Regions from separate parts of the Homo sapiens genome. Here region 1 is linked to region 2. Evidence: chromatin loops called from intact Hi-C (ENCODE). Cell type or tissue: OCI-LY7. All regions are shown on one strand. Links, peaks and the distances in the headings refer to the core of each region. The heading gives the core; the rest is flanking DNA.

The links. A loop is a pair of places that touch in the nucleus more often than their neighbours do. Peaks named below come from ENCODE experiments on the same cell type or tissue, not always from the same donor. Only the 100,000 strongest peaks of a DNase experiment are listed, where the experiment ranks them.
Region 1: a loop joins it to region 2, with 5 times the contacts of the local background. A loop is called at or near these places in 2 of 110 quality-filtered maps.

The regions. Positions count from the first base shown.
Region 1 is chr16:15,855,643-15,858,548 of GRCh38, forward strand. MYH11 (myosin heavy chain 11) reads right to left here and starts at 1,386. Exons shown (of 41, transcript NM_002474.3): 1 at 1,299-1,386. RefSeq lists an enhancer at 2,432-2,906. In OCI-LY7, for the core only: a CTCF peak has its summit at 1,497 (motif pointing left); DNase peaks (open chromatin) are centred at 469, 769 and 1,619; H3K4me3 peaks cover 2,186 bases; H3K27ac peaks cover 1,805 bases.
Region 2 is chr16:16,095,125-16,098,030 of GRCh38, forward strand. All of the region lies in intron 19 of ABCC1 (ATP binding cassette subfamily C member 1 (ABCC1 blood group)), which reads left to right. Among named protein-coding and RNA genes, the nearest start is that of ABCC6, 130 kb to the right of the region's middle. In OCI-LY7, for the core only: CTCF peaks have their summits at 1,161 and 1,363; DNase peaks (open chromatin) are centred at 1,187 and 1,727; H3K4me3 peaks cover 1,146 bases; H3K27ac peaks cover 2,500 bases.

The DNA.
Region 1 (2,906 bases), core at 196-2,695, 240 kb before region 2:
AAGTGTTCCATCAACGGTAGCTATCTCAAAGGGAAAACATCAATTTCCTTCAAACAAAATTCTCTATCTTATTTCACACCCTGCCACCTAATGACTTTCAGTTCAGCGTCAAGTTCCGTCTCTGAACAATTCTAAAATAGTATCGTTGAGTAAATCAAAGAAACAAAAAACTATGCAAAGCAGTTTATTAATAGCCTGCATTCTTTTTGCCAAACCCCGGACGGACAGTTCACCATTTAATCTCTCAGTTCTTCATACTGCAACTAAACACTCCCACCTTGGGTTTCTAAATATTTTCTTTTACTTCTTGACAAGCATGGCTTTGGATGGTACCTTTTCTCAAGTGGCAAAATCCCTACCAGACCCTGTGCTGGAAGAAAACTTACAACAGGCAGTAGCCACACTTTCTCTCGTTTTACCCATTTGGTTGGGCACGAGAGTGGCATTGACACAGGTGGCTCTGCGGGAAATTCTAGTGTAATCTTACCTAACGCACCTGCAGATCGTGGAAGCAAATGGAGACTTTGGAGCCCACCTGGGTATCTGGGGGCCCTTTGGGGTCAACCTGGGTGAGTTGTTTTTTTTTTTTTTAATTTGGAGAAGAGGAAAAAGTGGGCTGTAACAAACTAGATCACAACCAGCCTTATCTCCCAGGGGTTCTCAACATAGAAGAACCTCCCCTAAACTGATTAAAAAAAAAAAACAACAACACTCCTTTCTGCTAAGCCTATGCCCATGTGTTTTTAACTGATTTAATGCATTATCAACACAACTGTGCAATACGGTCAAATCCACAAGGAGCCTCACTTTGCCCTTCTGTGTGATAGCAAGTGACTTTTCAGTGAAGTTCAGCTGTAAATTTTTTGGTGCCTAGAATAAAAGTGAGATGCCTTGATTGTCTGCACCGGACCTCTGAGATTTCCAAGGGAGCATATCTCCTGGATTAGCCTCTTAACAAGAATCACTCGGGACTAATTTTTTTTTTTTTAAGGCAGTTTTTCTGGGGATTCTAGAGTTGGGAAATGGAGTTGGGTCCAGGCATTGATATCGTTAATAAGCACCCCCAAAATGGTACTTCTCACTGGCAATCTTAAGAAATGCTGTTTGGGGAAAGTCTAGGATAATCTAAGACGATAAGGCAGAGAGAGATCCAAATCACAACTCTGCCCCCACCATGGCCCTTACGAGGTTGACAACAGGGACCCCTAAGTGCACCCCAGCCCCTATAGAATACCCTATAGGACTTTTAACACCCCCCTGCCCTGCAATCTGCCCCCAGAATGACAACTACTACTTACAGATCTCCAACTGGGGGGACTAGTGGAGAGGAAACTGGATGGCGAGCTCGGATCTGACGCACCTCCCAGGCCGGAGCGTCCAAATCTCCCTGCGCGTCCTCGGACGCCTCTCTTTATAGACCCGGAGCTGCCCGCGGCTGGGAAAGGGGAGGAGGCCGAAGGGGTGGAGTTGGGGAGGGTCCCTCGCGGCCCCCTCGCCGCGCCCCCTGCAGGGCGCACCCCCGGCGGGAGCGCAAGGAGCTGGGGCGCTCGGGACAAGGGTGCACGGAACAGGTGCGCACCGCACAAGGGCGCACGGAACAGGTGCGCACAGGGACGGGAGTCTCAGCCCCGGCCCCAGGCGGTCGCAGACGCTCCGGATCCCTAGAGAAAGGGGGTCGAGCAGGCAGTGTCTGTGCGGGATGCTTGAGAACGTCTTCCCTGAGTCGGTTCCGGCCGCAAAGGCTTTAACCTCTTCCTCCCCGTGTCGGGGCTGTGGTGGATCTGACTTGACATCTCCCACCCCACTTCCCATTTTATTGGCATCGCACTGTCTGGAAAGAGGGCCGGCTGTGCAGCGTGAAGGGTAGGGAAAGGGGATTTCTTGAACTTTGCAAAGTGCAAGACAGGAGGCCCCCACCCTTGCTGGGAACCGTGCAGGAAGGGGAAGTTTTTACTTTTCCCAACTTGCCATCTCCACCTCCACCCACATCACCACGACCAAAATACAAATAAAAATTAAAAATAAGCCCACTGTGATTATTTCAGCTGTCCCCCTCCCCTGTGCGCCACTCGCCAGCTGCGTGACCTTGGGCAAGTCACTTCACTTCTCTGAGACTTGGTGTCCATAGCTACAAAATGGGGGAAGGCGGTGGCGGTGATAATTACGTTATTTACAAGATGCAAGTGTCAAGATCCAAGGAGAAAGTGGGTGTGCCCCCAGAGTCTGCGAGTTCCCTTCAACAACTTCCCTTCCCCAAGGATTCCTCGCCTAAAATTGCATTCCCTGTCTCTCTCCATCACAGGCTCTCTCGCTCTGTCTCTGCCACTGTCTCTGCATGTCTGTCACTCTGATCATTGCTGTCTCTCGCTCTATCTTTTGTCTCTGTCCCTCTCGCTTCTCTAGATCTGTCGATGTATCTGTCTCTCCCTCCTGTCTCACTTTGTCTCTGGTCTCTGTGTCTCTTGCTCTCCATCTCTCCCGCGTGTCTCACTCCTATCTCTGCGCTTTCTCTCTCTCTCTTCCCCAGGCTCTCCGTCTTCTCCCCGTCCCTCCCTCCCCGCTCCTGTCCACGCACGCACACACAGGCCATAAAAGGAAGTCGAGGCGGTGGGCTGGCCCCGCGCCAGGCCGGGGACCCGCGGGCAGCCCGGGCGCTCCGCTCCCCGCGCGGCACCAGCTCCTCCGAGGTTCCCGGGCCGGGCCGGGCCGGGCCGGTCCCCCTCCCCGGGAGCGGCGGGAGCGGCGGGCGGGAGACAACCCAAAAAGGGCAGGCGCGGACTCCTTCCTGCAGGAATTCCCAGCGCCGCATACCAGCTCTGGGCTGCCGGCTCCCCCTGACTAAATATGGTGCCGAGTGGCCTTCCTGCTCCCCGGCGTCGGGGGAGGGGGCCCTTCACGCAGCCACC
Region 2 (2,906 bases), core at 83-2,582:
TGTTCTTAAGGTGAACACGAAGATTTGAACCTCTTGATCTGCATGATTCTGTGGTGTTTTCTGGATAAAGTGAATAGTGAACCATTTTCACAGATTGCCTCAAGCCCCTTAGGGGAACAAATTTTTAAGGGATTTAAAAAAATGGCTCATTAACCTTCATACCTGGAAGGTAAAACACATCTTCATGACTCTGGTTTCTTTCTTAGGAACCTAATACCTAGAGCAGTGGTTTTCCATCAGGGGCAAATTGCCCCCACCCTGGGGACAGTTGGCAATGTTTGGAGACATGTTGGGATGTCAAAACTGGAGTGGGGTTTGCCCCTGGCAGGCAAGCAGGGTAGAGGCCAGCGATGTCGCTAAACATCCTACAGCACTCAAGACGAATTCCCCCTTACCCTGCCCCCCGTGACAGGGAATCCCCTTGCCAGGACATCCAAAGCACCACGAGCAAGAAACCCTGTGTGCTCCGACTTCACACTGCTGAATTCTTCCCTTGTCCTCTTGGGAGAAGGATCTTTATTCCAACAATGTGGCCATTTTTCTCTTTTAAAAAATTTTATTTATATATTTTTATGTTTTTTTATGGAGATGGGATATCAGTCTGTTGCCCAGGCTGGTCTCGAACTCCTGGGCTCAAGCGATCCTCCCACCTTGACCTCCCAAAATGCAAATGCTGGGATTATAAGCATGAGTCGCGGCACCTGGCCCGTGGCCATTTTTCAAAACCTTGCTTGAACCATCTGTTAACCTCATGGCAAATATTTTTCCCTCTTAAGTATTTACCGAGTTTTTCTTAATGATTATAAAAGCAACATGTGCTCATCGTAGACATTTGCAAACTACAAAAGAGTACAAAGAATCAGGAAAAAAGGTGGCTCATATGTGTAATGCCAGGACTTTGGGAGGCCAAGGTAGGCGGATCACCTGAGGGCAGGAGTTCGAGACCAGCCTCGCCAACATGGTGAAACCCCATCTCTACTAAAAATACAGAAATGTCAGGAGGCTGAGGCAGGAGAATAGCGTGAATCCGGGGGGCAGAGCTTGCAGTGAGCCAAGATTGTGCCACTGCACTCTAGCCTGGGTAACAGAGCGAGACTGTCTCAAAAAAAAAACAAAAAAACAAAAAAAAACTCCCGAGAAAGAACATCTTTCTGCCCTCACTGCCCAGAAGGGGAGCTGTTGTTAGCTTTGGCATCTTTTTCACCTGTCCTTCCTTCCTAGGCCTTCTCCCTTGACAAGATTGAGAGTATATCTTAGAGTTTTCTCATCTCCTGCCACCTTTTGATTTCTTTTCTTAACAGTGGGCCATAAGCACCTCCCCAAGTTACACAAATTAGTTGTCAGCACAGAGCAGCTGCCGAGAGAGTTCATCAGACAGACCCCCACATTCCTTCTGGCTGTCCTCAGAGGCCGGATTTCTTCCTCTTTTGAGGATGAAGAGCTTTCTCTGCCGAGGCTGGGGGAGGAGGTCAGTGAGGCAGCCAGTGAATGCCGTTTTTGGTCAAAAATGAGGCGTTGACTATAAAGCTGTGAGTTGAATTCTTCCCTCCGGGGAGGCTGGCCTGCTGGACCTTGCCCAAGCAGAGTTCCAGAACCTTCTTGAGTAAAGGCAGTGTTGGTGGAATAAACAGTGAGAGGACTGGCAACGGAATACACAGACCCGGGGCAGCACTTAACGTACGTGGGTCAAGGGTAGAAACAGCACCTGGCTTGACAGCATCCAAAACCCAACACCTGGTGGTTGCATGAACTCAGTGACAGTCACTGAATTACAAGTTTCGTGTGTTTGCTTTAAAAAAAAAAAGAAAGAACTCTTGCTACTTTATAGCATTCTCCACCCTGGCCCCCAGCCTTCATGTCCCTCTTCTTCCCTGCTTTGATTACTTTGTGGCACTTATTGCTGCCTGGAGTAAATTATGGATCTACTTGTTCATTTATTGTTGATCTCTTCCTTTGGAATTTAAGATCTGAGGGTTTTGTTTGTTTGTTTTGTTTTGTTTTGTTTGTTTTGGGAGTCTCACGCTGTTGCCCAGGCTGGAGTGCAATGGTGCAATCTCGGCTCACTGCAACCTCCACCTCCTGGGTCCAAGTGATTCTCCTGCCGCAACCTCCCAAGTAGCTGGGATTACGGATGCCTGCCACCACGCCCGGCTAATTTTTGTATTTTTAGTAGAGACGGCGTTGTGCCACATTGGTCAGGCTGGTCTTGAACTCCGGACCTCAAGTGATCCACCCGCCTCAGCCTCCCAAAGTGCTGGGATTACAGGCATGAGCCATCGTGCCCGGCTGCTCTGAGGGCTTTTTGGTTGTCTCTCCATCCCCAGGACTAAGAAAAGAGCCTGACACATAGTAGACACTCAGTAAATGTGTTAAATGAGTGGATGAATCGCACCTTGGCTGTTCAAGGCATGTCCTGCATAAGCAGTGGGTAGGCCGGAGGGCTTTGGATGTTTACACTGCAGATAAATACCTCAGACTAGGAGAAAATAGGAGTGGATTTCACCCCCTCTCAGGTCTGCTTTAGAAAGCAGCTTTGTCAGTCCTGCCTATGAGAGGGGCCCCTCTGGCATTGGGAAGTCAGCTCTGCTTCTTGACTTGACTATACACTTGTCAGTCTGCCCATCTGTCTGTCGGGTGTGTACAGAGTGCCTGCTGTGTGCCACAAGGCCACCTGGTACGTGAGCCTCTGTGTGGAATGGTGCCCCCCACGTTGAGTTGTGCAGTGTGCATCTTGTGTAACTGCACTTGGCCACCTGCTGTGCCAGGTGCTGGTGATACAGTAATGGATATGACCCACTTCATGCCCTTGAGAGCTCACAGTCTGATGGGAGAGACAAACGCCAAACAATTAAGGGTATCATAGTGCTAAATGCAGTGATGGAGGGCTGCTTGAGGGCCTGGGAAAT